2 separate regions of the Homo sapiens genome follow, and region 2 is linked to region 1. A link is a loop called in an ENCODE intact Hi-C map of the cell type or tissue named here. Cell type or tissue: heart right ventricle. All regions are shown on one strand.

The links. A loop is a pair of places that touch in the nucleus more often than their neighbours do. Peaks named below come from ENCODE experiments on the same cell type or tissue, not always from the same donor. Only the 100,000 strongest peaks of a DNase experiment are listed, where the experiment ranks them.
Region 2: a loop joins it to region 1, with 2.3 times the contacts of the local background. A loop is called at or near these places in 6 of 110 quality-filtered maps.

The regions. Positions count from the first base shown.
Region 1 is chr17:60,047,570-60,055,569 of GRCh38, reverse strand. HEATR6 (HEAT repeat containing 6) reads left to right here. Exons shown (of 20, transcript NM_022070.5): 14 at 1-55; 15 at 4,593-4,727; 16 at 5,868-5,990; 17 at 7,182-7,306. Among named protein-coding and RNA genes, the nearest start is that of MIR4737, 8.5 kb to the right of the region's middle. In heart right ventricle, no CTCF peak of the experiment used is centred here; a DNase peak (open chromatin) is centred at 3,412.
Region 2 is chr17:59,951,301-59,959,300 of GRCh38, reverse strand. RNFT1 (ring finger protein, transmembrane 1) reads left to right here. Exons shown (of 9, transcript NM_016125.4): 5 at 857-1,010; 6 at 1,919-2,077; 7 at 2,748-2,813; 8 at 5,155-5,256; 9 at 6,190-7,061. The coding sequence ends at 6,324. Among named protein-coding and RNA genes, the nearest start is that of RNFT1, 9.4 kb to the left of the region's middle. In heart right ventricle, no CTCF peak of the experiment used is centred here; no DNase peak of the experiment used is centred here; H3K27ac peaks cover 306 bases.

The sequences.
Region 1 (8,000 bases):
GCAGTATAAACCAGACTCCACTGCAGCACCTGATCAGAGAGCACCAGTCTTCTTGGTAAATAAATGTCAATTCATAGTTTTCTTTTATTAATGCTTCAGTTGCAGTTTTATTTTGAAGCTCAGTGATAAATGGAGTAGATGATATGGTTTCTTCCAGTGTCAAAAATTATGTTTTATAATCCAGGAAAACATGAAACTAGTATAAATTGGTTTTATTTTACATTTCAGTTTATTTGCAGTTTAGTTTGTGGTAGGCTTATGTATAACATATAACCAGCAATAGTAAAACTAATATTTCTTTTGCATAAAACCTAGTTTTTTATGCAAAAGAGGTTTATCTGGCTCACAGTTCTGCAGGCTGTACAAAAAGCATGGTGCCAGCATCTACCTCTGAGGAAGCCCCAGGAAGCTTTAAATCCTGGTGGAAGGCAAAGGGGGAGCAGGCATGTCATATGGCAAGAGAGTAAGCAAGAGGGAGATGCCAGGCTCTTTTAAACAACCAGCTCTCGTATGAGCTCATAGAGTGAGAGTTCACTCATTACCACAAGGACAGCACCAAGCCATTCAAGAGGGATCCACCCCCATGACCCAAACACTTCCTATTAGGCCCACCTCCAGTGTTAGAGGTCACATTTCAGCATGAGGTTTGAGGAGGCACACATCCAAACCATATCATTCTGCCTCTGGCCACCACAAATCTCATGTTCCTCTCACTGTAAAATACAGTCACCTCCTCCCAATAGTTCCCCAAAGTCTTAACTCTTTACGGCATCACTCAAAAGTTCAAAGTCTCAGCTGTGACTCAAGGCAAGTTCCTTCCACCTATGAGCCTGTAAGATCAAAAACAAGTTACTGATTTTTAAGATACAATGGTGGTACAGGCATTGGGTAAACAGTCCCATTCCAACAGGGAGAAATCAGCCAAAAGAAAGGGGCAACAAGCCCCACACAAATCCAAAACCCAGCAGGACAGACATTAAACCTTAAAGCTCCAAAATAGTCCTTGACTCCATGTCCCGCATCCAGTGCACACTGGTGCAAGGGGTGGGCTTCCAAGGCTTCTGGCAGCCTTGCCCTTCTGGCTTTGCTAGGTGTAGGCTGTGTCCCATTCCCAGAGTTCCACTAGGCAGTGCTCAGTGGAGACCGTGTGTAGGGGCTCCAACCTCACATCTCTCTTTGGCACTGCCCTAGTAGAGGCTCTCAGTGGGGGCTCTGTCCCTGTGGCAGGCTTCTGCATGGGCACCCAGGCTTAGGGAATCCTCTGAAATCTAGGTGGAAGCTCCCAAGCCTTCTTCGCATTTGAATTCTGTGCATCTGCAGGCTTAACACCACATGGAAACTGCTAAGGCTTACAGCCTGTACCCACTAAGCAGAAAACCGAGCAGTATCTGGGGCCCTTTGAGCCAAGGCTGGGGATGCTGGGAGCAGTGCCCCAAGGCTGTGCAGGGAAGTGGGGCCCTGGGCCTGGCCTCCAAAACCACTTTCCTCCTAGGCCTCTGGGTGTGTGATGGGAGGGGTTGCCTCAAAGATTTCTAGAATGCCCTCCAGGCTGTTTTCCCGTAGTCTTGGCTGTTAGCACCTGGCTCCCTTTTAGTCGTGCTAATCTGTCTAGCAAGTGGTTGCTCCGAGCTTGGATTCCTTCTCTAGTACAGGGCCAGGGTGCAAGTTTTCCAAATTTTTATGCTCTGCTAACCTTGTAATGATAAGTTCCAACTTTAAGTCATTCCTTTACTCCTACATCCGACTATAGGTTGTGAGAAGCTGCCACATCACCTGTTGAATGATGCTTAGAATTTCTTTCACCAGATACCCTAAGTCATTACTCTTAAGTTCAACCTTATGCAAATCCCTAGGACATGGGCATAATGCAGCCAAGTTTGCTAAGGTGTAACAAAGGTGACCTTTCCTCCAGTTCTTCAAACTTTTTTATTTCTATCTGAGACCTCCTCAGCCTGGCTTTCACTCTCCATATTTCTATCAGCATTTCGGTCACAACCATTTAATCAGTCTCTAAGAAGTTCCAAACTTTCCTTTGTCTTCCTGTCTTCTGAGCCTTCCAAACTCTTTCAGCCTCTGCCCAGTACCAAGTTCCAAAGCTGCTTCCACATTTTTAGGTCTCTTTATAACAACACCCCATTCCTTGGTACCAATTTTCTGTATTAGTCTCTTTTCTGCTGCTGTAAAGAAATGCCTCAGACTGGACAATTTATTTTTCAAAGAGGTTCGTCTGGCTCACAGTTCTGCAGGCTATACGAGAAGCATGGTGCCAGCATCTAGTTCTGGTGAGACCTCCGGAAGCTTCCAGTCATGGTGGAAGGCGAAGGGGGAGTAGGTGTGTCACATGGCGAGAGAGGAAGCAAGAGATGCCAGGCTCTTTTAAACAATTAGCTCTCGTGTGAATAACAGAGTAAGAACTCATTTATTACCACAAGGATAGCACCAAGCCATTCAGTAGGGATCTGCCTGCATCACCCAAAAACCTTCCTCTAGGCCCACCTCCAACATTGGAGGTCACATGTCAACATGAGATTTGGAGGGGACACACATCCAAACCATATCAGCCACTTAATGGATATGTGGTTATAGGCATGGTTTCCTAGTTGTAAAAAAGGAATAATAAACCATAACCCTTCAGTCACAAGGCTGTTGAAAAATCAAATGACATGTAAAGATGCTAACACATAGGAGGTAATTCCGTTACCCGTGTCCCCGCCGCCCCTCACCAGCCCCTCCACGATTCTATTCAATTCCTGTGATTTCAGGTTGTTTCTGCTACCCCTACACTGTGCCAGTTCCAAAGATGGATGAAGGGCATGTGACCACACCAAAAAAGGCTTCTACTTAGTGCTAAAAGCAAAATTAGCTCAGTGTTGGTGGTCTTTGCTCCCTCTGCCCTTTGCATTCTGCCTATTCTTTTCCCTTCACAATTTCTGTCATCCTTGCAGTGAATTAAAGATTCTAACCCTAGTCCCTGCCTTAGAATGCCACTAAAGCTTTCATATAACATGTGCAGGGAAGTGAGTTGAGCTTTGTTATCAGACAGAACTAGGTTTGAATTCAAACTTCTCCCTTTGCTAGATAGATGACTTTGGGCAAGCCTCTTAACTGTTCACACTCAGGTAGTGTTCATCTGTGAAAAAAAAAAGTCATGTTTTCTACATTGCTTGTCTATTAATGAGTAACAAATTAAGCATTTAGCAGCTTAAAGCAATGTACATTTATTTTCTCACAGTTTCTGTGGGTCAGGAATTAGGAGTGGCTTGGCTGAGTGATTCTGGCTTAGTTCTCACATGAGGTTGGGATCAAGATGCCCCCAGGGTTGCAGTCAACTGACGGGTTGCAAGACTTGATGGGGTTGGAGGATCCTCTTCCAGGGTGGCTCACCCATAGACCTAGCAAATTAGTGTTGGCTGCTGGCAGAAGGCCTCAACTCATTTCCTCCCCATGAGGACATCTCCAGAGGGCTGCTTGAGTATCCTCTTGACATGGCAGCCAGCTTCCTTCACAGCAAGTGATCCAAGGGAAAGAAAGCAAGACAGAGCTGTGGTGCTTTTTATGACCTAGCTTTGGAGGTTTCGTGCTGTCATTTCCACAACAATCCTATTGGTTACACAGGTCAGCCTGTTCAGTATGGGAGGGGACTACACAAGGGTGTAAATATTAGTAGGTGACTGTAATTGTGTGCCATCCTGGAGACTGGCAACCACTTTTTGTCCACATTCTTCTGGAGTGGGGCAGGGAGGACCCAGACTGGGTTTCCAGGAGCTGAAGTAGGAGAAAGACAGAACTGGTGCATGACATACACAGCAAAACCCAGGACTAGGTCCATGGAACAGAAATAAAACATACCAAAACCACAGAGATTCACAAATGAACATGAAATCACAGGATATGTATAAAGCATGGAAAAGAAACTGTTGACATGGCTACTTTAGAGGCTGTGAAGTGAGGTAGTTCTTCAAAGTGCTGAAAACAGAACCGACTGCCCAATTTAAGAGTGTCCACTGTGTACCAGGCCCTGCACTAGAAACCTTACACAGAATATTACATTTTATTATCACACAGACTCTGCAAAGTAGTTGAAAAAGCCCTAGCCGACTGTCAACTGATTTGGATTCTAGTTCACCCCTGCTGCAGATTAGCAAGTTGTATTGTCTCTTTGTGCCTCAGTTTCCTTGTGTGAAAAAGTAGGAATAATGCTACAGACCCCATTTATTTGTGCCAAGGAATAAAATAAGTTGATACTTGTAAAATACTTAGAGCAATGCCTGGCATGGCATGAGCTCTCTGAAGAACATTAGCTGCCGCTGCTGTTGCTGTTACTGTCATCATCATCTTCAGCCTCCTCTTGATTATTATCACTGTTGCTGCGTAACTTTATCAGACCGCAGTCTCCTAATCAACAGGAGTTGAACGGGAGGCTTAAACCAAAGTCCTTACATCACTGTGGAAGAAGAACCAATGAAAACACTTACAGAAAGCTGCTACTTTAAGGGAAAATGTTTCACTAAGGCCATTTCTGGTAGGCTTAGCTCCAAGTTGGTTCCCCTGTTATGTCTTGGGCTGCAGCTTTTACTTTGCCTCCGTTCCAGGTGGTGATGTTCTGGACTATGATGCTGAACGGTCCTTTACCCAGAGCCCTGCAGAATTCAGAACACCCAACTCTCCAGGCGAGCGCCTGTGATGCCCTGTCTTCCATCTTGCCAGAGGCCTTCAGCAATCTGCCGGTAATGTGAGGGTGTTTTCTCACCCTTAAATCATGGCTGGAGCACCAGAGCTAGAATTTGATGCTTTTGCATTTTGAACCAGTATTCAGCATCATCTCTGATGAAAAGGCGCTAGTTCTACTTGAGTTGGGGATGAGGGCACTGGGGAACAGCAAATAGGAAAACTTGAAGCCTTAATATATCAGGAAAGCTGTTTCCCCCTGTGCATGAGAGTGTAGGTGGTAGAGGCAAGGGTAGAAGAAGCTTGGAAGGCAGAGAGATTTCAGGAAGATTTCATATCCAAAGTTTAAAAGGCCTGAGTTAAAGCCCAGCTCTTCGACTTGCTAGCTGACTCTTAACCTCTCTAAGACTTGGTATTATCATCAATAAGATGGTAGTCATGTGAAAAATAACAAGTATGTGAAAATACTTAGATTTGTTGTCCAACACATATGGTATTTGTCTTAGTCTGTTTGAGCTGTTATAATAAAATACCATAAATTGGGTGTCTTCTAAACAACAGAAATGTATTTCTCATAGTTCTGGAGGCTGGAATTAAGATCAAGTCACTGACAGACACAGATTTGGTGCCTTGGGAGGGTTCGCTCTCTGGCTCACAGATGGCACCATGTGAGCTGTGTCCTCAGGTGGTGGAAGGGGCAGGCAGCTTTCTGGGGCCTCAATCATAAGGGCACTAATCTCTTTCATGAGGGCTCTGTTCCCATGACCTCATCTCCTTCCCAAAGCCCCACCTCCTGATACCATCATCCTGGGAGTGAAGATTTCAACATAGGAATTTTGGGGGAGCATAAGCATTCAGAATACTGCTATTCAGAATAGCAGTATTCAGACTGCTTTTTTTCTTTGGTCCTCAGTGACATTTGCCTCCATTCTTATTTACATAAATGAGCTTCTATAAAGAAGGCAACTTTAATAAAGGTTAAATGTGATGAGATGCTGTGTGTGTCTTGCACAAAGTGGGTGCTCAGATAATTATGGAATCTGAATTGAACCTGCTTTTTACCAGGGTAGCCTCAAGGTCGCAATGGTGTTCAACTCCTGATTATGGTCTCAGACACAGATATTTCACATCTTTTATGGAAGCCTTTGGCTTGTAGTTATTTCATTCTCATTTTTCCCTTGTCAACCTTCTCATTGCAGAATGACAGGCAGATGCTGTGCATCACAGTGCTGCTCGGGCTGAATGACAGCAAGAATCGCTTAGTGAAAGCTGCAACTTCACGGGCCCTGGGAGTCTATGTGCTTTTTCCCTGTCTCAGACAGGTCAGAGTGAGCCTATTTAGCTCTTCTGTGCCCCTTTTGTAGTCCATGACACCCCTATTTTGTGGATATAGAGCTCCTGCATTGGATGGTAAAGGAAACTAAATTGCTTTGTAATCTGATATCTGTAATTGCTACTAAAATATGGTCATGGGCCAGGCATGGTGGCTCATGCCTGTAATCCCAGCACTTTGGGAGGCCAAGGCGGGTGGATTGCTTGAGCTCAGGAGTTTGAGACCAGCCTGGGCAACTTGGCAAAACCCTGTCTCTACAAAAAATTTTAAAAATTAGCCAGGCATGGTGGTATGCACCTGTAGTCCCAGCTACTTGGGAGGCTGAGATGGGAGGCTCACTTGAGCCTGGGATGTGAAGGTTGTAATGAGCAGAGATCATACCACTGCACTCCAGCCTGGGTGGCAGAGCCAGACACACACACACACACACACACACACACACACACTCTCTGTCTCTCTCTCTCTCTACATATATATATGTAGTGTTATACATAAATATATATATAACTACAGGCATTACCATATATATAAATGAACTAAGGCATTACCATATATATATATATATATATATATATATATATATATTATATATATATGTTATTTATTTTTAATTTTTAATTACTTAGCACACAGCCTGGGACCTTAGGCACCCAATAAATGCTTAAATTAATGAATGATCTAATAAAAATGAAATGGGTCATTACCAGGTGGTAGTCATCATTTAGAAAGCTGACATAGTTTTTACTAAGAAGGAAATAATGTCCTCTTTCACTCTTACTTGTGACATTTATCTCACTGAGTGATGTGTAGTACATAGGATGTGTTTTGGAAATGCATTTCTTTTTCAGAACATTATTTCCCGAGACGGAAATCAACCAAGCACAGAATTCACAGATAACTGTCCCAGGCCAGCTTATATATTCGATGTTCATAACAGCAAAATCCATAGGCTCCTCGGGTGTCCATGGCACATACCAAAATTATGGGAGCTTCCCCTGGGATTTTTTTGAGTGTCCAAATTGTAAAATATAAGAACAGTAAATTGATTGAGTAGATGAATTTTTATTTCTAAGTAGAAATGTGCATGAAGGCTTCTAGCTTTATCTGAAAATAAGTGAGAATTTCAAAGGTAGCAGCATGACCTGCTAAAGTAACTGCAGTGTTTTGTTTTGTGTTACAGGATGTCATATTTGTTGCAGACGCAGCAAATGCAATATTGATGTCACTTGAAGACAAGTCTCTGAATGTTCGAGCCAAAGCAGCCTGGTCCCTGGGCAACCTGACAGACACTCTGATTGTCAACATGTAGGTGACTGAGCTTGCTTTCCCCAGCTGACTTCTGAGATTGAGGGCCCAAGAGAATGTCCTCGATCTCTACCATGAAAGAATCAGCAGTAGTTCCCGCATATTATGCAGTCAGTCTTCCTGCTTTTTTTGTTTGATATTCCTTCAGAAAATAAAATTAATAAACTGTTCTTAATATATATTAGGAATGCATTAAGATATATATGTATTAAAAATACTGTATGCCGATATAAGTAATATGTCTACATTATAGAAAACATAAAAGCAAAACCTTAGTAATGGTTACTGTACTTTTAAAATGCATTTAAAAAAATTTCTTAAAGTAGTATATTCACAGGCTAAAAAAAATCCAGATAGTACAAAGCAGCATTCAGTGTGAAGCCTTTCTTCTACCCTGACACCTTAGTTCCCCTCCCCAGAGGTAGCTGGTTATTCATGTGCACGTGTCCTGCTTTTTGTCACTTCAGCGTATAAGCAACATGTAAAATGTGTAAGCATTCTATTATTGACTTGTTAGAAATCCTTATTTATGATTACATAATTATCACTGTGTGATGATTAACCATTTTTCTATTACTGAACATTTGTTTTAGTCTTTAGGCTTGTAGGCTTTTATATTCAGGGAATATTTTTGTGCATGAAATCTGCATTTTGAGATTTTTTTTTTTTTGAGACATTCCTATGTGGGGAACTA
Region 2 (8,000 bases), 96 kb after region 1:
GGATTGGATAGGTGGGTGGAGAGAAGCAAGAATGACCTCTGGGTTTTTAGTCTAAGCAGCTGGCTGGATGGTGGTGTCATTTCATTGGGTTGAGGAAGGAACTGATTTTGAGGAGAAAAATCAATAATTTTGTTTTGAACATGTTAAGTTTGAGAGGCTAAGTAGAATTGATAAGAAAGTGGTTCCAAATATATGTCATGAACTCAGGGTAGAGGTTAAGGCAATAAATTTTGGTATCAGGAGCATATGGTTGATATTTAAAAACCACAGGACTGGACAAAACTAACCCAGGAAAGAGAGTGTAGATAGAGAGCCCAGTACTGGACATGACCACAATTAGAAGAGAAACAGCAAAGGAGACTAAGAAGAAACCAGCAGTGAAATATGAGAAATAGAAAAGTGTTGTGTTAAAAGTCTAGAAAGAAAATTATTCAGGGAGGGAAGATGGAAAAAGAGAGTGACCTTGAAATTTAGCCATACAGAGGGAGTTGATGATCTTGACAAGCAATTCATTGAAAGGAAGAGATGGAATCCTGATTGGAATTGGTTAAGAAAAACACAGCAGATGTCTGGTATTGATGAGTTTTTTTCATTTACAGGCTAGAAAGGTGTCAACTATGACAAACCGTGAAGACTTTTTCCTTATTCTATGAAGGGAAGATCTAAAATCCAAACAGGTTTAAAAAGTCTCTTTAAGCAAAATGATCCTCCATTCCATTATTGTGAACTCTGACATCCTGCCAAACTCATATTTTTTACATATCAAAATAAAATATTTGTAGCAAATTAAAACCCTTTATTAATACTTTATCTTTGTATGTTGCTCTGATAAATTTTGATGTTTTTCTTTTGGTAGCTTAATTTTTTTAAATCCTACTTTGGACCATTTGAGCTTCTGGGAAGTATTTTGGATTGTTGGAATTACAGACTTCATTCTGAAATTCTTTTTCATGGGCTTAAAATGCCTTATTTTATTGGTGCCTTCTTTCATCATGCCTTTTAAATCTAAGGTAAGAAACTCACTTATGCTTTATTGGAGTGATGTTATCGAATCACATTAATGCTATTTAGTCTTTGTTTAAATGAATCCTCCTTTTGCAGTTTTTCAGTTTGCTAACTAGCTTAATTATCTGTATTATTTCAGCTTAGCAACCATTTGTTCAGGCACTTGAACCTGATTATTAACCTATTTGGATAAAATCAGAATTATATTTGCTTCAGAATAATTTTAAAATCAGTCCCCACATCATATGTGGGAAACTATTTAGATGTGTACTTCTGTTCTCCAGGGCATTATCAATTGACAGTTGACTATGTACAATTATTCAGTGGTTTCCCATATGCACTAAAAACTTTTAAATTCTTATAATCAGCAAAAACATACTCACATAGGTTTTACTTGCAGTATACATAAAACATTCTCATTGTATCTTTTTTTTTGGTTTTGTTTTGTTTTGAGATTGTCTCTCGCTCTGTTGCCCAGGCTGGAGTGCAGTGGTGTGATCTTGGCTCACTGCAACCTCCGCCTCCTGGGTTCAGGCAGTTCTCCTGCCTCAGCCTCCTGAGTAGCTGGGATTACAGGTGCCCACCACCACACCCAGTTAATTTTTGTATTTTTAGTAGAGACGGGGTTTCACCATGTTGGCCAGCTGGTCTCGAACTCCTGACCTCAGGTGATCTGCCCATCCCAAAGTGCTGGGAGCCACTGCGTCCAACCTAGAAATTCTTTCAAAGCAGGCCACTCAGTGACTGTAATATGTGAGAACCAGCTTGAGGTTCAGTCATAATCATTATGAAGATTAATTTTATAGTTATTTATATTATTGTATAATATACTCAGTGTTCTCAGTCTAATATTGTTTGTGCTATGTAGTTAAGTAGTTTGGGTAGCTCTATTTGTTTTCTTCTTATTTTTTAGGGTTACTGGTATATGCTTTTAGAAGAATTGTGTCAATACTACCGAACTTTTGTTCCCATACCAGTTTGGTTTCGCTACCTTATAAGCTATGGGGAGTTTGGTAACGTAACTAGATGGAGTCTTGGGATACTGCTGGCTTTACTCTACCTCATATTAAAAGTAGGTAACATTACAAATCTTGTCACTGCATGATTCACATTAATGATTACTGATACATACTACTGTTTTCCTCTTTTAACAGTTTTATAGTTTATCTTCATATCACTAGTTTGAAGTAATAGCAGGTTCTATATTTGTTTAGAAATGGAGAAACGGAAATAGACTATCTTAATCCAGCGGTCCTCAGGTTTCACTGGAGGGAAGGGGAGTCGACCTTCACATAGCGTGGATTATCTAAGTAGGGAAAACAAGTGGAATAGAACATACCCATCCTCAACAGTAACATTGTCATACACATAATTCTTAAACTAGTAGAGTATCTTGTCCTGTTCTCTCCATGCCTGCACCCCTCAACCTAATAATCACTTTATGAAACTTTAAAATCTAAATGTTAAAAACAGGTGAATCAGATAAAATTGCTTTGACTTTGACATAGTTGTATTTGTCTTGATCAAATTGTTACTCTAGGTGTTTAAATGTACTTCAGCTTGCTGAGATGGCTCAAATCTATAAATTGAATAAAATACTCAGCACAAAATGATTAGATGTGACATATAATGAACATTAAGTTAATATGAGGATTTGATGTTATGGGATTTCAGCTTTGGTTTTTGGGTTTAGCAAATAGGACTGTTTGAATTAATAAATGATCTCTTATTTCTCTTTTCAGCTTTTGGAATTTTTTGGGCATCTGAGAACTTTCAGACAGGTTTTACGAATATTTTTTACACAACCAGTAAGTACTTTTTATCAGTTAAGAAAAACACCTTCACCTTTCTTCACTGCAAAAATTTTTTTAGTTCAGCAGTTTTACAAGAATGGATTTCATAAATAGATGATCCTTTTCTTTTACTTTGATTATTTTCTAGTACTTTGGCACTTGGGGCTATAATAATTTAGGAGTTTTATCTCTGTGATCAGATTCTTGAATCACACATTGACAACCACCTGCTAATTGTTGCAGTGCTTATATATTTGAACTTGTCTCTTGCCTCTTCAATCCACTGGACATTTTTAAGGCTTGTAAACCCTTAACAATCTTATGAAATTGTGTTCCTCTTTTTTAATCCACAAATGGGGGCTTTGTTTGTTCCTATTAACTCCTTATTCACCTGTGAAAATCCTTCCATTGTAATTTATTGTTTAGAAAGCTCACTGCCAAAAATCATGTCTCTTGCAGTTTTCTTACTGGAGCAGATTTCCCCATTGCTCAATTATATGTGCATAAATACGTTCATGGCATGAAATTTAACAATTAATTGAGTCTCTGGTGTCATTTATAACATTATTGTGTGATTCTATTGATGTTGCAAATTGCAGTGAAAGGATGTCATAGAGAACCCTAATTTACCACTTAGTAGCCTGAAAGGTTCCTAGTACCTATGTGTGGTCAGCAGACTTCAGGGTTTGATTCTCAATTTTGCAGTCATTTCATCAGGGCCCAAGGAGACTGACTTAAAAGAATGCCAACCGAATAATATACCGTAAAAATAAAAAAAGAATTATGTCTACAAAGTAAACGAGACTAACTGGCCAGGGCCTTTTCCCTAAGATAGAGTTAGCAATGTAGAAACAAACTTTGCTACATCCTATGCAAGCTTGTTTCTCTAGACAAGACATAATAAAATTCAGAGAGTTCAGCTTTGTCCAAGTCAGTTCAACTGATGATTATGTGAGCATCAACCATTTTACTATAATTGGTCTTGTAAGATTTGTGCCGAAATACTCTCAAGAAAATACCCTGATATTCTTTCTCTGAGACAAACTACAGAGAGGATATCAGTCATCAATACTTGGATTTGTTCAAGTCTCCTTTACCAGGGAAATGGCAGTTACTATCTGGAGAGGGAGTCTCCAAGATGCCAGATGAGTAACGTCTTAAAAGCTTGTCAGCATAATTATCTGCAAATGTACTTTGCTAAATGACACCTTACTGAAGGGAAATTGACACCAAGATCATCTAACAGTATCCTGACTTATTTCTGAAATCTTTATTACCAGTTTCAAAAAACCTCAATTTTTAATATCTTTATCCTTTGAGTTTTACTTTGATTTTGATGTTGTTAGCCTGAGACGTTTTAGTACAAGAAGTTTAGATAACTTCAGCTATGTTAAGTCATGCTTTACCCTCATGACCGTGACTGACTTGGGTGTTCTTACATCTCTTTAGTTACCTCTTCCCCATCATTTCTACAGAAAGCAGGTTTCATTTGTAACATTTTGATTTCTCCAAATTTCACTGAGGGTTATTGACATCACATCTAGTTAATGACTAAGTTCTGAATCTGGTGAGGAGGTTAAAATCTTAGAGACGAGTAACTTGTTATTAGGACATTAGAAGAGAAGAAAATTCAAATAATTGCATTTTTGTTCAGTTAGTTTTGACAGTAGTTATTCTACCAAAGCGACATTTACAGTTGCAGTTTCTCCGTAAAACTTTTTTATGTTTAGCACTAAATGCTTTTTATAATTTCGAATAATTTTTAGACCTAGTGGCAGAAAATTCTTCAGTGGTCCCTAAGTCTTCTTCATATTGCACTCACTTGGAGACCTTTCAAATAATAGATTACTGGGTCACATCCCAATATGTCTGGTCCTAGTGAATTGATATTGTGTGGAACAGAGAAATCTATTTTTAAAGCAAGCTTTCCACATGAGTTACATTCAACCAGCCAACCTCTGGCTGGATTGACTTTATGAACCACTGCTGCAGGTAATAAGCTCAATTTGGCAGTCCTGGGTCAAATAATACATGGCTATAGATTTTATAATAGTTACATTTCAGATTGCTTAGTCTCTTAAGCCAGTTATGTTGAATTTGAAGCACTATCATCCTTTGTAAAGCTAGTAGATCTAACAATCTTTCAAAATCCTATTATGTATTATTTAATGATTTCATTTTGGTGCACTCAAGAGGTGGTTCTGTATATGGCTCAGCTTTGAGATGTTTGTATCCTTTGGGAAGTTTTTCAAATGCCTGGTTCCAGGGAGATTTGAGAAGTACAGCATTACTTATGTAATTTGAGGAACAGGAAAGAAAGAAATTTGTAGATGAACAGAACTTACTATCTTCATAGAGTTATGGAGTGGCTGCCAGCAAGAGACAGTGTTCAGATGTGGATGATATTTGTTCAATATGTCAAGCTGAATTTCAGAAGCCAATTCTTCTCATTTGTCAGGTAATTACATTTTTAAATTTAAAAACCTAAATACAACAGTTCTCTGTGACTTGCAAAAGTCAAATTTATGTTTGCTGTAAGGCAAAAAAAAAAAAATCTAGTGTTTAGTGGAAGGTAGCATTCAGGGTACATACTAGTGGATTGGCTAAGTTTTGTCCCTTATGTTCTGATAATTTTTATGCAGAGGAGCGTATGAAGGGGAAAAAATAATTCAACTGGCAGATTGAATACCAAAGTGATTAAAAAACAGGCTATTTTATAATTGGATACTAGCCATGTAGAACAATACTGACATTTGTTACTGGATTGTGGCCCTTTCCTATACTTTATGGCAGTTACTAGTAACTCAAAGACCTTAAGCAGTTATCATACTTAATCTTAAAGGTGTCACCTAAGGATAGCTTTTATGGTTAAATGGATGGTACAGCCAGAACACTAGTGGCTCTACCAATCATACTGCTCTTTGTCTTCTTGAATGTCTCATACGTTCTCCATTTTCACAATTGTAAAATGAGGGGATTAGTGCTCTTCAAAATCCCTTTCAGGCTGGACACAGTGGCTCACGCCTGTAATCCCAGAACTTTGGGAGGCTGAGGTGGGTGGATCACCTGAGGTCAGGAGTTCAAGACCAGCCTGACCAACATGGTGAAACCCTGTCTCTACTAAAAATAAAAAAACTAGCTGGGCATGGTGGTGGTGGTCACCTGTAATCCCGGCAACTTGGGAGGCTGAGGCAGGAGAATCACTTGAACCAGTCGGGGGCGGAGGTTGCAGTGAGCCGAGATGGTGCCATTGCACTCCGGCCTGGGTGACAGAGCAAGACTTCAGTCTCCATCTCAAAAAAAAAAAAAAAAGAATCCCTTTCATTCCCTACAATGTGATGGATTTAAAATGATTATCAAATATCAAATCTAATTCTTAATTCCATTACAGCATATATTTTGTGAAGAGTGCATGACCTTATGGTTTAACAGAGAGAAAACATGTCCACTCTGCAGAACTGTGATTTCAGACCATATAAACAAATGGAAGGATGGAGCCACTTCATCACACCTTCAAATATATTAAGTTGTATAAACTATCAAGGCCACAAAATACTAATGTCATTTGGTCATAATGACTACTGATAAGGCATCAGAATGGATTTTCAGGGCTACCAGAAAAATGTTTCCAGATGGTTTTAGAATGTAGGACTTATGATCCAATTCACCAAAAGATTAAATGAAACCACCCTGTGTTTTAAAATATATATAATGTTCAACCTAATGTATATGCAACATTTATTCTATTCTAATTATTTGACAGGTAACTGCAGTGTTAAATTGTAAATGTGTTTTCTTTATGTTACCAAAACAGCAATTTGAAATTAGAACTAGTGGTTTTAGAGAACTCAGGTATTCTTTCCTGACATTGTTTTCAGAATAAAGAATATTTTTCATAATATTTTAAGATACATACTATCTAAAAGTAGAATTTTGTTCAGCATTGACTTTTATAATTCCCATCCTAAAAATTCTTAATATTTTCATAAAATTTGTATTTTTAAATGAAAATTCTAAATGTTGTATTTTATCAGTAACATTTTCTAAGTGAAGATTAATTTACTGAGGATGATACATTATAGTATTGTATTATTCTCTGTAGTAAGATTAGTAATAAGTGAAAATAAATGATTTAAATTCATTTTGTCTCTGGACGTCATAAATTCTTCCTGCCATCAGCTTTAATGTTCATGATCATGCTTTTTGTATAGTACCATGGAGTATCTCGAAGTAACTATTAAAATAATTCATGTGGATTATAAACAGCTGGCTTACTTGATGATTTGAATAGTATAGAAAACAAGACAAATGGCCAGGCATGGTGGCTCACACCTGTAATCCCAGCACTTTGGGAGGCAGAGGCAGGAGGACTGCTTGAACCCAGGAGTTCAAGACCAGCCTGGGCAACATCCCATCTCTATTTAAAAGAAAAAAGTTTCAAGACAGATGCCCTAAAATCTTATAAAAAATTGCCCTTATAATTAGTCTTCTCCATAAAAGTTTTGGAATTTTATGCTTGAATCACCATCAATTGGAAGATTGAAGCTCGCACTGAGAGGTGGTCATGAGGTTTTGATAGTGTGGTTTGTTCGCCTCTAGGTATTTGTGCAGGGTGCTAGAAAAGAGAATGAAGCACTTTCTCCCCTTGTTACCTCTAAGGAGGAATCTGAAATCTAAAACATGTCTGAAGGGCTGCTAGTGCTTATATCCAAGTTTAGAGTACATCTATCAGTTTGTAGTCGAGGAAAAGGTGGTAGAAAGAACTTAGGAAGCAGAGGTAGAAAACAGATTTGCTGTACTGATAAGACAAAAGCTAAACTAGCAAATGAATTGTTTAGTTTAGCAAACTGACCAACTGGTTATAGAAGGCACTTCCATGACTGTACAGCCATCCAAATTGACAAACAAACATTAGGAAGCCTGTACCATTTTTTTCTCTCCAGGTAAATACTACCAGGTTGTAAGTACAACTATATTCAATTACAGTATATTTTACTCTGTTATCTACTTTGAGACCCACTACAAATATTATTTAAATGGCTTTGTGGTGATGCTAATAGTTGTATTATTTAGGTATACGGCAGAGGATGGGTGAGAAAAGCAATGTGGGATTACAATTCGGCTGTGAAGGATAGCCAAGATGACTTCCTGTTCAAATACAAGAATAGCATTTTACTTCAGCCCTATTAGAATACCTATTTA